2 separate regions of the Homo sapiens genome follow, and region 1 is linked to region 2. The links are chromatin contacts, found by Hi-C or POLR2A ChIA-PET in ENCODE. All regions are on one chromosome and are shown on one strand. Each heading gives the region's core, a stretch centred on a gene start or an enhancer-like site at or near the end of the contact. The rest is flanking DNA. Distances are from core to core; before and after follow the strand shown.

The links. Hi-C counts contacts between places; a loop is a spot of excess contacts on that map. ChIA-PET counts read pairs that join two places held with the same protein, here RNA polymerase II (POLR2A). Pooled maps may share reads with other maps.
Region 1: a loop to region 2 is called in a map of endothelial cell of umbilical vein, with 2.1 times the contacts of the local background. The contact joins two enhancer-like sites. A Hi-C loop is called at or near these places in 1 of 168 maps with a recorded cell type or tissue (endothelial cell of umbilical vein) and 1 of 50 pooled maps. POLR2A ChIA-PET finds 5 or more read pairs at or near these places in 5 of 52 experiments (A673, CD4-positive, alpha-beta memory T cell, GM12878 and 2 more).

The regions. Positions count from the first base shown.
Region 1 is chr5:143,309,929-143,315,771 of GRCh38, reverse strand. NR3C1 (nuclear receptor subfamily 3 group C member 1) reads left to right here. Exons shown (of 9, transcript NM_000176.3): 3 at 1,604-1,770; 4 at 5,559-5,675. Among named protein-coding and RNA genes, the nearest start is that of NR3C1, 91 kb to the left of the region's middle. Within about 2 kb of position 4,116, at least 5 of the 41 ENCODE cell types and tissues checked have a DNase peak (open chromatin) inside an H3K27ac peak, as active enhancers do; they include endothelial cell of umbilical vein, where a contact is called at or near this core.
Region 2 is chr5:143,259,050-143,264,923 of GRCh38, reverse strand. No RefSeq gene overlaps it. Among named protein-coding and RNA genes, the nearest start is that of ARHGAP26-IT1, 69 kb to the right of the region's middle. Within about 2 kb of position 2,408, at least 6 of the 41 ENCODE cell types and tissues checked have a DNase peak (open chromatin) inside an H3K27ac peak, as active enhancers do; they include endothelial cell of umbilical vein, where a contact is called at or near this core.

The sequences.
Region 1 (5,843 bases), core at 2,867-5,366, 49 kb before region 2:
ACTTTTATTCCTAAACGGAACATTAGCAACAAACTACATTACTTGATAAATGTAATTTCTAACCAGATTGATAACTAGAAAAAAATTTTAAGTTACTTTGCTCTGTGAATTAGTTTAAACATATTTGTAATTGAGACTTACTACTGTTATTGGCTGAAATAAATAAAAGCAAGAGATAATAAAGAATAACAGAGACAACGAACACCCAATTTAAGTTTATTTCTAAGTTCCATCTTTTTTAGAGAAAAGGCAAATTAAGAAAAGTTTAGAGAGAGGTACTAGTATATTTATGAACTTGTATAGATGATAAGCAAAACGGACTTTAATATGTAGAATTCCAGAATCAACAGGTTGCCAGCATCCATGTTTTTGAAGATTTGCTTAAGAACACAACCAAAAATGGAATGGGCAGTCTCTAATTACAAGCAGAAGGCTACAAAATCATTTTAGCTGCATAATACAGTTTTGGTTCTAAAGTCAGCACGTAAGAGGAAAATTCCTTAGGAAAATACAACATTGAAAACCATTGTGTCATGTAATATGAAATGCAATAATTAATTTTTCCTCCAGTAATAGAAAGATCACTGTTTCATTGGTTTATAAAAATATATCTTTATCATTAAATGTGGCAAAATGTTAAGACTTGGTGAATATTGGTGAAAAGTATATATCCATTGTACAATTCTTTCCAATTTTTTTTGAGATTGAAAATTTTTAAAACAACAAATTATCTTTTAAACAGCTAATAATCACTAGACCTGCACTCTTTGTGGTGAGACTATGAAAAATGTTAGAGACCTAGTAAGAGAAGCAGATTCACATTTCTGTCTTCTTCTTCAAGCCAAACAGTCATAGAGTGGAGTGGGCAGAATGGAACTCACTTTTGAAAGCCTAGTGCTTTGTCCAATCTTACTGCAAGCCAGACAGGAAGGTTATAGAAAATGTTTCTGGATCAGTCTTCTCTGAGTCATATGAAATTGTGGTTTCAGCCAAGATGACATTAGGAATTAGAGACATGGGACAAAAACTTTAAGATTGTAAAAAAATTTTGACTCTAGTAGGAAACATGGGTAGAATTGTAATGACACTTGATTGAATTTTAAAAGATGCCTGTATAAGATCTTAAAATTAGGAAAAAAATTATGGCCTAAGCAATTAAAGGCATAGGAGGCATCTTTTTGGGATGATGGAAATATCCTCTCTCCTGATTGTGATAGTAGTTACATGAATATTCATTTAACAAAAACCATAAATTATAGACTTAGAAAACAGTAAATGTTACTGTATGTGACACCTTAATAAACGTGATTATAAAAATAAATCCTAAGCATCTAAAAAAAAAAAAAAAAAGAAGAAGAAGTGAACCAGAACCACACCATTCTATTTTGGAGACACTTCAAAAGAAATGACCTCATTCTTAATTTTGTTTAAAGAAGAATATAACATGATTTGAATATATTTAGCTAGGATATTTTAGTGCCTGCTAGCACTTGAAGCCAGAGTTCACTGTGAGCATTCTGACTATGAAGTGAGAAGCTAAGAGAACTGTATTTTGATATTCCTTTGACAGTTAAATCATAACACTGTTCTTCCCCTTCTTTAGCCCCAGCATGAGACCAGATGTAAGCTCTCCTCCATCCAGCTCCTCAACAGCAACAACAGGACCACCTCCCAAACTCTGCCTGGTGTGCTCTGATGAAGCTTCAGGATGTCATTATGGAGTCTTAACTTGTGGAAGCTGTAAAGTTTTCTTCAAAAGAGCAGTGGAAGGTAGTGTGTGTTTTGAAGAGTTTATTTTTCCTCTACTTGGTTTTCATTTCTCAGGGTGGATTTTGAAATTTCCATTATATGCAAAGCCCATGAAAGGCTAAATATCAGTTAAGAGGGGAGAGGAGGGTGGCTCCTAGGTCCTCTAATGGGCAGGAAAGTATTTAAAACAACAATACAAAAAGATCTAGAATAAAATAGAAAAGTACAAGTTGATGTCTGGGAGTTTGGTCAGGGAGCATAAGGTAACACTATAAGAAAGTGCTATCATATGAAATGATGGTGTTAAGTTTGGGCATAACATAATGTTCATTGTATTAGAAACATGGGCTTTAACTTCCATAAGCTAATAGGTTTCAAAGTCACCAACTTTACTGGCCTGGCAAAAATGAGTCACAGTGAGAACTGTGACAGGAAAAAAAAAAGATATTCATTTCATTTCTTATTCATTTTTTTTTTCTATTAAGCCAGGGCACTGTGCTAAGTGGTATAAATACCAATAAGACCTGATCCTTACCCTCTGGGAAGTCACACTCCACTGAAGTGAAAGATGAGTTAACAATGACAAGGTACAGAGATTATAATATAGATGAGGGAGAGAGAAACTCGGCCTGAGGAGGTCAGGAAAGGTATTTTAGAGAAACTGATTTCACTATATAAATGTTGTATTAACACAAATCTTACTTTGTTATGGATTCAGACTGCTGACAGGGCAACAGCATTATCTCCCTAAAGAATGAGAAATTCATTCCATAGCAAATTTATTAGAAGAGAGTCTAAAATGTCCTAATACTACCAGTGACTCCTCTAGGAAAAAAATTGTCATATAATTTAGTTATTTCTAAAGCAGTTTGAAAGTAGCTTGGCCTAAAGCTCTGATTATATTAATTTTTTAAAGAAACAATTATTCATTCACTGTATGAGGATTATTATTATTTGTCTCATGTTGTGTTTGCATATCCATGAGAGTTAGATGAGTCATTTTCTTTTGTTTTACTTTTTAATACATTAGCAAATTATAAAATTACTCATATTACACCACAAAGATTACAAGGATGGCAGCTTTGGCCAGTGTAGTAGTCCCACCTATTGATTAGAGTCAAAAGTAAAGCCCAGCCCTGCTTTGTGCATTGCTCCTAATAAAGTGGATGTTACTTAACACATACGCAGAAGACAGAAGCGTCTTCGTGTCCTCACTTTACTCCTCACTTTCTTAACTGCTTAAGTATTTCCACGATATAAATGCAGTGATAATAATAATACGGACAGTCCCTGACTTAACGATTTTTCAACTTTTATGATGGTGGGAAAGTGATACGCATTCAGTATGGCTCCTCGACTTACAATGGGGTTGCCTCCAGATAAACCCATTGTGAATTGAAAATATCTTACACTTAGCACTCCATTCTTAATACCTGCTAGAATTATAGATTATCCCTCAAAATTGGCATAGTATAATATGGGTATCAGCAAGTTGTTGCACTTTATTCAGAGCTTTACACTAGGCAGGGGTGGGCTTTACTTTTGACTCTAATCAATAGGTGGGACTACTACACTAGCCAAAGCTGGCATCCTTGTGGTCTCTGTGGAGTAACGTGAGTAGCATTATAATTTACATCCCCCATAACAAATGATCCAAGAGAGTATGTGATCAATGCAGCAGAACTATTGTCTTTTATTATCTGATTTCACATGTAACATGCCATCACTTCTGCCATATTTTATTGGCCACACAGACCAATCTTGGTAAAGGACGGAAAGGGACTGCACAAGACCATGCATTCAAGGAGGCAGAGATCACTGGGGGCCATCTTGGGAGGCTGGCTACCACACCCACCATAAATAGAAAACCAGAATTATTTGCCAAAAATAGACTTTAACCACAAAAATGAATACCATATAAACAAAACAAAGTCACAAAATTTCAGCTGACTTGAAGACTCATCTTTCTATTAGTTAGAAAGGGAATTTACCAAGTAGTAGAAGACACAGGAACTCCAAAATAAGATATCTCATTGTCTTATCAGAAGGGTTGACAGGAAAATGGGCTGGGCACTGTGGCTCAAGGAAAATGGGCTGTGCACTGTGGCTCACACCTATTATCCCAGCAATTTGGGAGGCCAAGATGGGAGGATTGCTTGAGGCCTGGAGTTTGAGACCAGCCTGAGCAACATAACGAGACCCCGTCTCTACAGGAAAAAAAAAAAAAAAAAAAACGTTATCCAGGCATCGCACCTGTAGTCTCAGCTACTCAGGAAGCTAAAGCAGGAGATTCAGGCTGCAAAGAGCTATGACACACCACTGTACTCCAGCCTAGGCAACGTAGCAAGAACTTGTCTAAAAATAAATAAATAAATGAGTCAAGGAATGAATGAATGGATTGACAGGAAATGACTATTAGTTGTACGTGGCCATGTGTTATGAAATAGTGAATACTAGTTAAAACTCCTCATTTTATAGATAAGGAACAGATAGATAGACTTGTCCAACTTCATGCTAATAACCACAAAGGGCTATTTTTAACTTATGAAGGTACATTGCCTCTGATCCTATAGCTCAGAGTCTTAGCTGTGCACAAGACATACCTGGGATAAAGAAATCAAGATTGGCGTAATGTGCACATCCTGACATTTCAGTTGGATATAAACAAAACTTTGGAATTTTTCATTTTTAGCAGTGGGTGATTTTTTTTCTTTTTTTCTTCCAGTAACTGTAGGACAGTGATTTAGAGATTCCTTATAGGGTATAACTTTTTTGTATTATAACCACTTCATCAATAGATGTATCTGTTGATCGTACTTTTGATTTATAGGGGATAGAATTGGGTTAGTGCTTCCATTTTCTGTCCAAGTAAAGAAGCTAGGATATTTATAGAGTACAAAAAGAAATTGAAACAGCTGGTACAGATATTTGGCATTGGAGAGCAGCTCTGAACAAAGGTGAATTATAGTCTAGTGGTCAATTTTGTGGCCTATTCTTTACAAAGAATTGAACCTGATACAGTTAACCATCTACCCCAAACTATTATTTGTTTAAAACACAATCTATTGGCTGGGCGTGGTGGCTCATGCCTGTAATCCCAGCACATCGGGAGGCCGAGGCGGGTGGATCACGAGGTCCTGAGATCGAGACAATCCTAGCCAACATGGTGAAACCCTGTCTCTACTAAAAATATAAAAATTAGCCAGGCGTGGTGGCGTGCACCTGTAATCCCAGCTACTCGGGAGTCTGAGCCAGGAGAATTGCTTGAACCTGGGAGGCAGAGGTTGCAGTGAGGTCATGCCACTACACTACTACACTCCCAGCCTGGGCGACAGAGCGAGACTCCATCTCAAAAAAATAAAAATAAAAAAACATAATCTATCAAACTGTGTAAAACACAGTTTATCAAAAAAGTAGTTACCCTTGGTGGGTACTGGCTGGAATTGGGCAGAAAGGGGGCCTGTTGGGGTACTGTTCTGTTTCTTGATCTGAGAGCTGATTACATAAAGGTTCTTGGTTTGTAAAAATTTATTAAATGGTTCACTGATTTGTGTACTTTTTTTATATGTGAATACTGCAATAAGGTTTTTTATTGCACTGTTTTCAGTTTGTTGAACAGAAAAAGGGAGACTCTTTTTGTTGTTTTTGACCTCTCGACCTCATAATGGCAATGTAGGCAAGAACATTCCCTCAAGGCAATACCTGTGGGTGTCTTGGTTATATTCCACCGGAAACAAAGACAGAGGCTGTCCTTATAAAATATGTTTGAAGACCTGTGAAACTTTAATAGTGCCTTTTATTCCATATAGGACAGCACAATTACCTATGTGCTGGAAGGAATGATTGCATCATCGATAAAATTCGAAGAAAAAACTGCCCAGCATGCCGCTATCGAAAATGTCTTCAGGCTGGAATGAACCTGGAAGGTAATATAAATATCTGAAAGCAATTGTTTGTCTCTGTAGCTTATAAAAATTTATCATTTTACTTTTGAAGATACACGTAAGCAGATGTAATTAATGTAGTCAGTTCAGTATATATATGCTTGACTAGCATAATGTTACTGCCCAATAAAAATGGGAAATTTTTTTCAT
Region 2 (5,874 bases), core at 1,159-3,658:
GACCACTTGAAATTTCCAGTCGACATCTCCTCTGGTCCTCCATACCATTCAGCTCATAGAGCTACCTCTACCTGAACTGCCATTCTCTGATCTGGTTCTTTCATACACATCATCTTAGGGAAGGCTTTTCCAGGGCCCATCCCCTCCCCTGTATACCACAAGACACATCTCTTTTACAGCATCCAGCACACACATTACAGTCAATTGATTTGTCTACACTCCCTAAAGTGAGATCTTCTCACCAACAGGGCCATATACTTTTTTTTTTTTTTTGAGGCAGGGTCTCACTCTGTCACCCAGGCTGGAGTGCCATAGCACAATTTCAGCTCACTGCAACCTCCACCTCCTGGGCTCAAATGATCCTCCTGCCTCTGCCTCCCAAGTAGCTGGGACTACAGGTGCATGCCACCACTCACAGCTAATTTTTGTAGAGACAAGGTTTAATTGCCCAGGCTGGTCTTGAACTCCTGGGCTCAAGCAATCCACCCACCTCAGCCTCCGAAAGTGCTAGGTGTGAGCCACAACACCCAGCCAGGGCCATGTCTTGACCCAGCTGTTTCTCCAGGGCCTAGCACTATTCTAAGTGAATGGGTGTTTTGGTAGACCAGAGACTTGTAAATGCAGATGTTACTGAGACTTTAAGTTAAATTTTTGTTTTCTCATATCACTAAAGCAGTAAGAGCAACTATTGAGAATTGTATTAATATCATCATTTTTATATTTGTTAAGAGAACATTCTACATTTAGAAGAGAGTTCTGTGAGAAAGGAAAATAAATATTGGGGCCCCAAAATCACTAAGCTAAAGGGAAAAGTCAAGCTGGGAACTGCTTAGGGCAAACCTGCCTCTCATTCTAATCAGTCATCTCTCTGCTCACAGAGATAAATGCATATCTGATTGCCTCCTTTGGAGAGGCTAATCAGAAACTCAAAAGAATGCAACCATTTGTCTCTTATCTACCTATGACCTGGAAGCCCCCTCCCCACTTGGAGTTGTCCCACCTTTTCCAGACTGAACCAATGTTCATCTTACATGTGTTTATCGATGTCTCATGTCTCCCTAAAATGTATAAAACCAAACTGTATTCTGACCACCTTGGGCATATGTGGTCAGGACCTGCTGAGGCTGTGTCATGACAGGCCTTGGCAAAAAAATCTTTCTAAATTAACTGAGACCTGTCTCAGATATACGGGGTTCACAGCTGTGAGGGAAAAAAATCAAGAGAAATGAAATCGAAAGCCTACATGAGCAACTTATTAGTTGTGAATCCTTGGGCAATTGTTAATCTTTCTGAGTATATTTTTCATATATACAAGAAGAATATTAATATCTGTCTTCAAAGGGATAATGTAACCACCACAAGGAGATAACATAATGTCAAAAGTTTGTGAATCATACGGTCAACATAAATTTTAGTATTAACAAAGAAAAAGGTTACTATTTTTCTGGCTCACAGAGCCTACTCTGAAGAAAGAGTTTAATGCACAATGCCAGTAAACAATTTGAAAATATCTTCAAAGGCACTGGCCACGGTGACTTATAAAGCAAGGAAGCAAATATTTCTTCTGCAATGTTTAGTAATGACTTTGAAAATCTTGTGTTTGTAGTTGTTTCAATAACATTATTTAACTGTCTGAGGCACTGGAAATAGTCTGGGGCAAGGGAACATAGTCAAGTGATTTAAAATAATTTTTAAATTTCATCTAAATAATGAGTTTTTTTAGATGTGGTTGAAATTTTCAATAAAATCCACCTCAGAGCTGGCAAAAGTTCAAGTCATAATTAAGAATTTTCAATGATTAGCCTATAAGTTCAAGTAAATAACATAACTGAATTATTCCAATGATAGCCTTCAATAGGTAAAAGATAAAGATTTAGAGAAAATGATTATTTTTGTATTGAATAGGCCTTTAAGGCTGAAAATGTGAAAATATGATGATTATACATTTCTTCCAGCAAAATATAGTGGGTCACCATCCACTAGGAAATTTATAAGTAAAAAGATGAACGATAACAAGTATTGGCAAGAATACTAAGAAACTGGAACCCCTATACATTACTGGGAATATAAATGGTACATCCACCATAGAAAACATTTCCTCAAAAAGTTAAACACAGAGTTACCATATAATCCAGCAATCCACTCCTAGATATATACCCAAGAGAACTGAAAACATATAATCACACAAAAACTTGTGCATGAATGTTCATAACAGCACTGCAGTAGTCCCCCTCATCTGTGGTTTCACTTTTCACAGTTTCAGTTACCCACAGAGTCTGAAAATATTAAAATTCCAGAAATAAACAATTTGAAAGTTTGACATCATGCACCATTCTGAGTAGCATGATGAAATCCCACTGTCCTGTCCAGGACATGAGTCATCCCTTTGTCCAGTGTATCCATGCTATACATACACTACTCACCCATTAGTCAGTTAGTAGCCATCTTGGTTACCAGACAGACTATCACAATGGGGTTTGGTACTATCTGCAGTTTCAGGAATCCACTGGGGGTCTTGGGATGTATCCCCCATAAATAGAGGGGGAATTACTGTAGTCACAATAGTCAAAGGTGAAAACAACCCAAATGTTCATCAATTGATGAATGGATAAATAAAATGTGGCCTCTGCATACAATAGAATATTATTTAGCCATGAATAAGAATAAGGTACTATTAAATGCAACGACACGGATGATCCTTGAAAACATTGCTAAATAGAAAAAATCAGTCACAAAAGACCACATAATGTGTGATTCCATTTATATGAGGTGTTCAAAATAGGCAGATCCATAGGAGAGAAAGTAGATTAGTGGCTACCAAAAGCAAAGGGAAGCAGCGGAATGGGGAGTGACTGGCAATGGGTACAAGGTTTCTTTTTCAAGTGATGAAAATGTTCCGGAATTAGATGATGGTGATGGTTGCGCAACTTTGTGAATATACTAAAAACCACTGAATTACACTTTGAAAGGGTGAATCATATCTCAAGTTTTAAAAATACAGTGTGTCAGAGCAGGGTGATGGAACAGATCAAACATGGCATCATCTTTGTGACCGGGGGCCATGAACAGTTTAGCTGCTTCCTACTCAAATACAGTAGGCCACAGATTACATACCTCTTTGTGGCAAAGAGTCCAAAAAACGCACTATCAAATTGCAAACAGGAACCAGAAAGCTAATATACCACCTCTCATATACAAAACTGCCAGGGACTCAGGTGAAAGGCTGGATGTGCTGCAACCTCTTTCATAGTTGATGTGTCCCAAGAATTCATTTTAAAAAAACAGTTTATCAAAAAATATACAGTACAGAGCTGAACAAAACATTTTTCACAAGCACTCCTTGCTCTAGCCAGATCCATCTTTTGGCCTTTAGGAGCACAGGGAAAACGTCTCAGCATTACTTTGTACCCTGAGTACAAATTTATCTAGAACATACTGAAGTTTCTGGAGAGTGAGGTGTTTTATAAGAGATTCTGCTCTGTATCTATAACATGGGAATAAAGCACTGCATTAAATATAATCCTAAAAGGATTCTTTGTTTGCCCTGCCAATTATGGGTATGTGGGCCGAAATCTGCCTCAAAGACAGTAATTAACATCATCAATGATGTTCAATTGTCTGGAAAAAAGCTGAAAAATCTCAATTATAATGAAGATCAACAAAGGGCCAACTAACCAGAACACTAAAATCCACTGATAATAGTTTTTAGCATTCTATCTTTAAAGAAAATGAGTGCAACTTTACTGTTTACACTCCAAATCCAAAATTCTAGGATGTTAGCAGGGGCTGTAAGGGTCAACACACACTCAAGCCAAGTTCGTGACACCATAGATGTGTGTGCTTGAAAGCCAAGGCCTACTTTTGTATTGCTCATGTACACTCAGAACTCAGTACACTGATTAGCATCTAATTACAAGATATCTATAATATCTCTTAATGTTTGATGAGTACAGCCATTATAGGAAATGCTATGGGAGATTCCTCAAAAAATTGAAAATAGAACTACCATATGATCCAGCAGCCCCACTTCTGGATATACACCTCAAGGAAACAAAATCAGTATCTCAAAGAGACATCTGCACTCCCATGTTCACTGCAGCATTACTCACAATTGCCAAGACAGGGAAACAATCTAAGTGTCTTTGGACAGATAAATGGACAAAGAAATGTAGTGTGTGTGTGTGTGTGTGTGTGTGTGTGTGTGTGTATTTCTTTCTTTTTTATGACTGACTAGTATCCCATTGTGTGGGATACACTCTACATTTCTTTGCCCATTTGTGTGTGTGCACACACACACACACACACAATGGGATACTATTCAGTCATAAAAAAGAAATACATATATACACACACACACACACACACACACACACACAATGGGATACTATTCAGTCATAAAAAAGAAAGAAATCCTGTCATTTGCAACAACATGGATGAACTTGGAGGACATTATGCTAAATAAGCCAGGAACAGAAAGACAAATACCACATAGTCACACTTATCTATGAGATCTAAAAAAAGTCAGACTCATAGAAACAGAGAGTAGAATGGTGTTTCCTGGGGCTAGGACGTAGGGGAAACAGGAGGTGCTGGTGAAGGGATACACACCGTCAGCTATAAGATGGATACGTTCTGGCAATCCAATGTACAACATGGTGACTACAACTAATTATGCTGTATTGTATACTTGAAATCTGCCAAGAAAGATCAGAAAGTTACTTTTTTACCACACAAAAAAAGGTAACTTTGTGAAGTGATGGATGTATTCACTAACTCGATTGTGGTAATCATTTCACTATATATATATATATATCAAAGCATCATGTTGCACAACTTAAATATATACAATTTTGTCAATTATACCTCAGTAAAGTCTGGGGGAAATTTTGTGCTAATCAAAAAATTTAATTAATTGATGAAAACCAATATCTGAAATAATGACCCTAAGCCACTATAAACCAGAATTGAAGAAAATGTTACCCATCTATCTTACATAGATATACTTACAAAAATTGTAGAGAGAGAGAATCATTAAAGGGCTTTTTCAAGCTCTATTCTTAAGCATTTCCTAGCACATTTACTAGTTGTGGGACCTTAAATAAGTGTTATTTCATCTCTAGATGAAAGCTTCAGGCTCTTTATCTATAAAACATGGAATTGCTGCTGTGGCTGGCTCTTGGGATTGCTACAAGGAAGAAATGAATTTACGTATGTGTAAAACACCTGGCACAGAGAGTAGATACGCAAACATGTAAATCCCCTCCCTGAACCTTCAGTTCTTTCAGAGGAAACGCACACACAACCCCCCATAACGGTTCCCTTCATCTACAGCAGTTGTCCACCACATGCATCCTGCGAGGTTGGCCCTGGGGATCCCAAAATGAATTGGGAGGTGTCCTTGTCCACAGGGAGCCTACATTCAAGCACGGGAGATGGGTAATAGGAGTGCCTGTCAAGAGCCATAACCGAGCAGGCCCAGGTGCTGCCGAGCACCTGCCTCTCCAGGGTGAGAGAGACGCCCTGAGGCACCTGGGCAGGTACTTACCGTGGAGGAATCTCTGAAACTGGGCTGCAAGTGCTAGAAACTCCACTCAAATCAGCCTAAGCAATGAAAAAAAGGAAAGCTGTACCTCGTATTAACTGGAGACACAGAAGGTGAGACTCCAAACCAGGTTCTTGGAGCCTTCCACTCTGCAGACCACAGCCTCACGCCACATCAGGCCTCCCTCGGGCTGCAAGATGGAGAGACCAGCTTGAGGGCGGTGGAGGTAGGGCTTCTTCCCAGAAGATCCTGACAGCCCTGTACTCACCTCTCATTGGCCCAAACAGGCTAGGGTCGGCCCACCCCTCAACCAATCTGTGACAAGGGAGAGC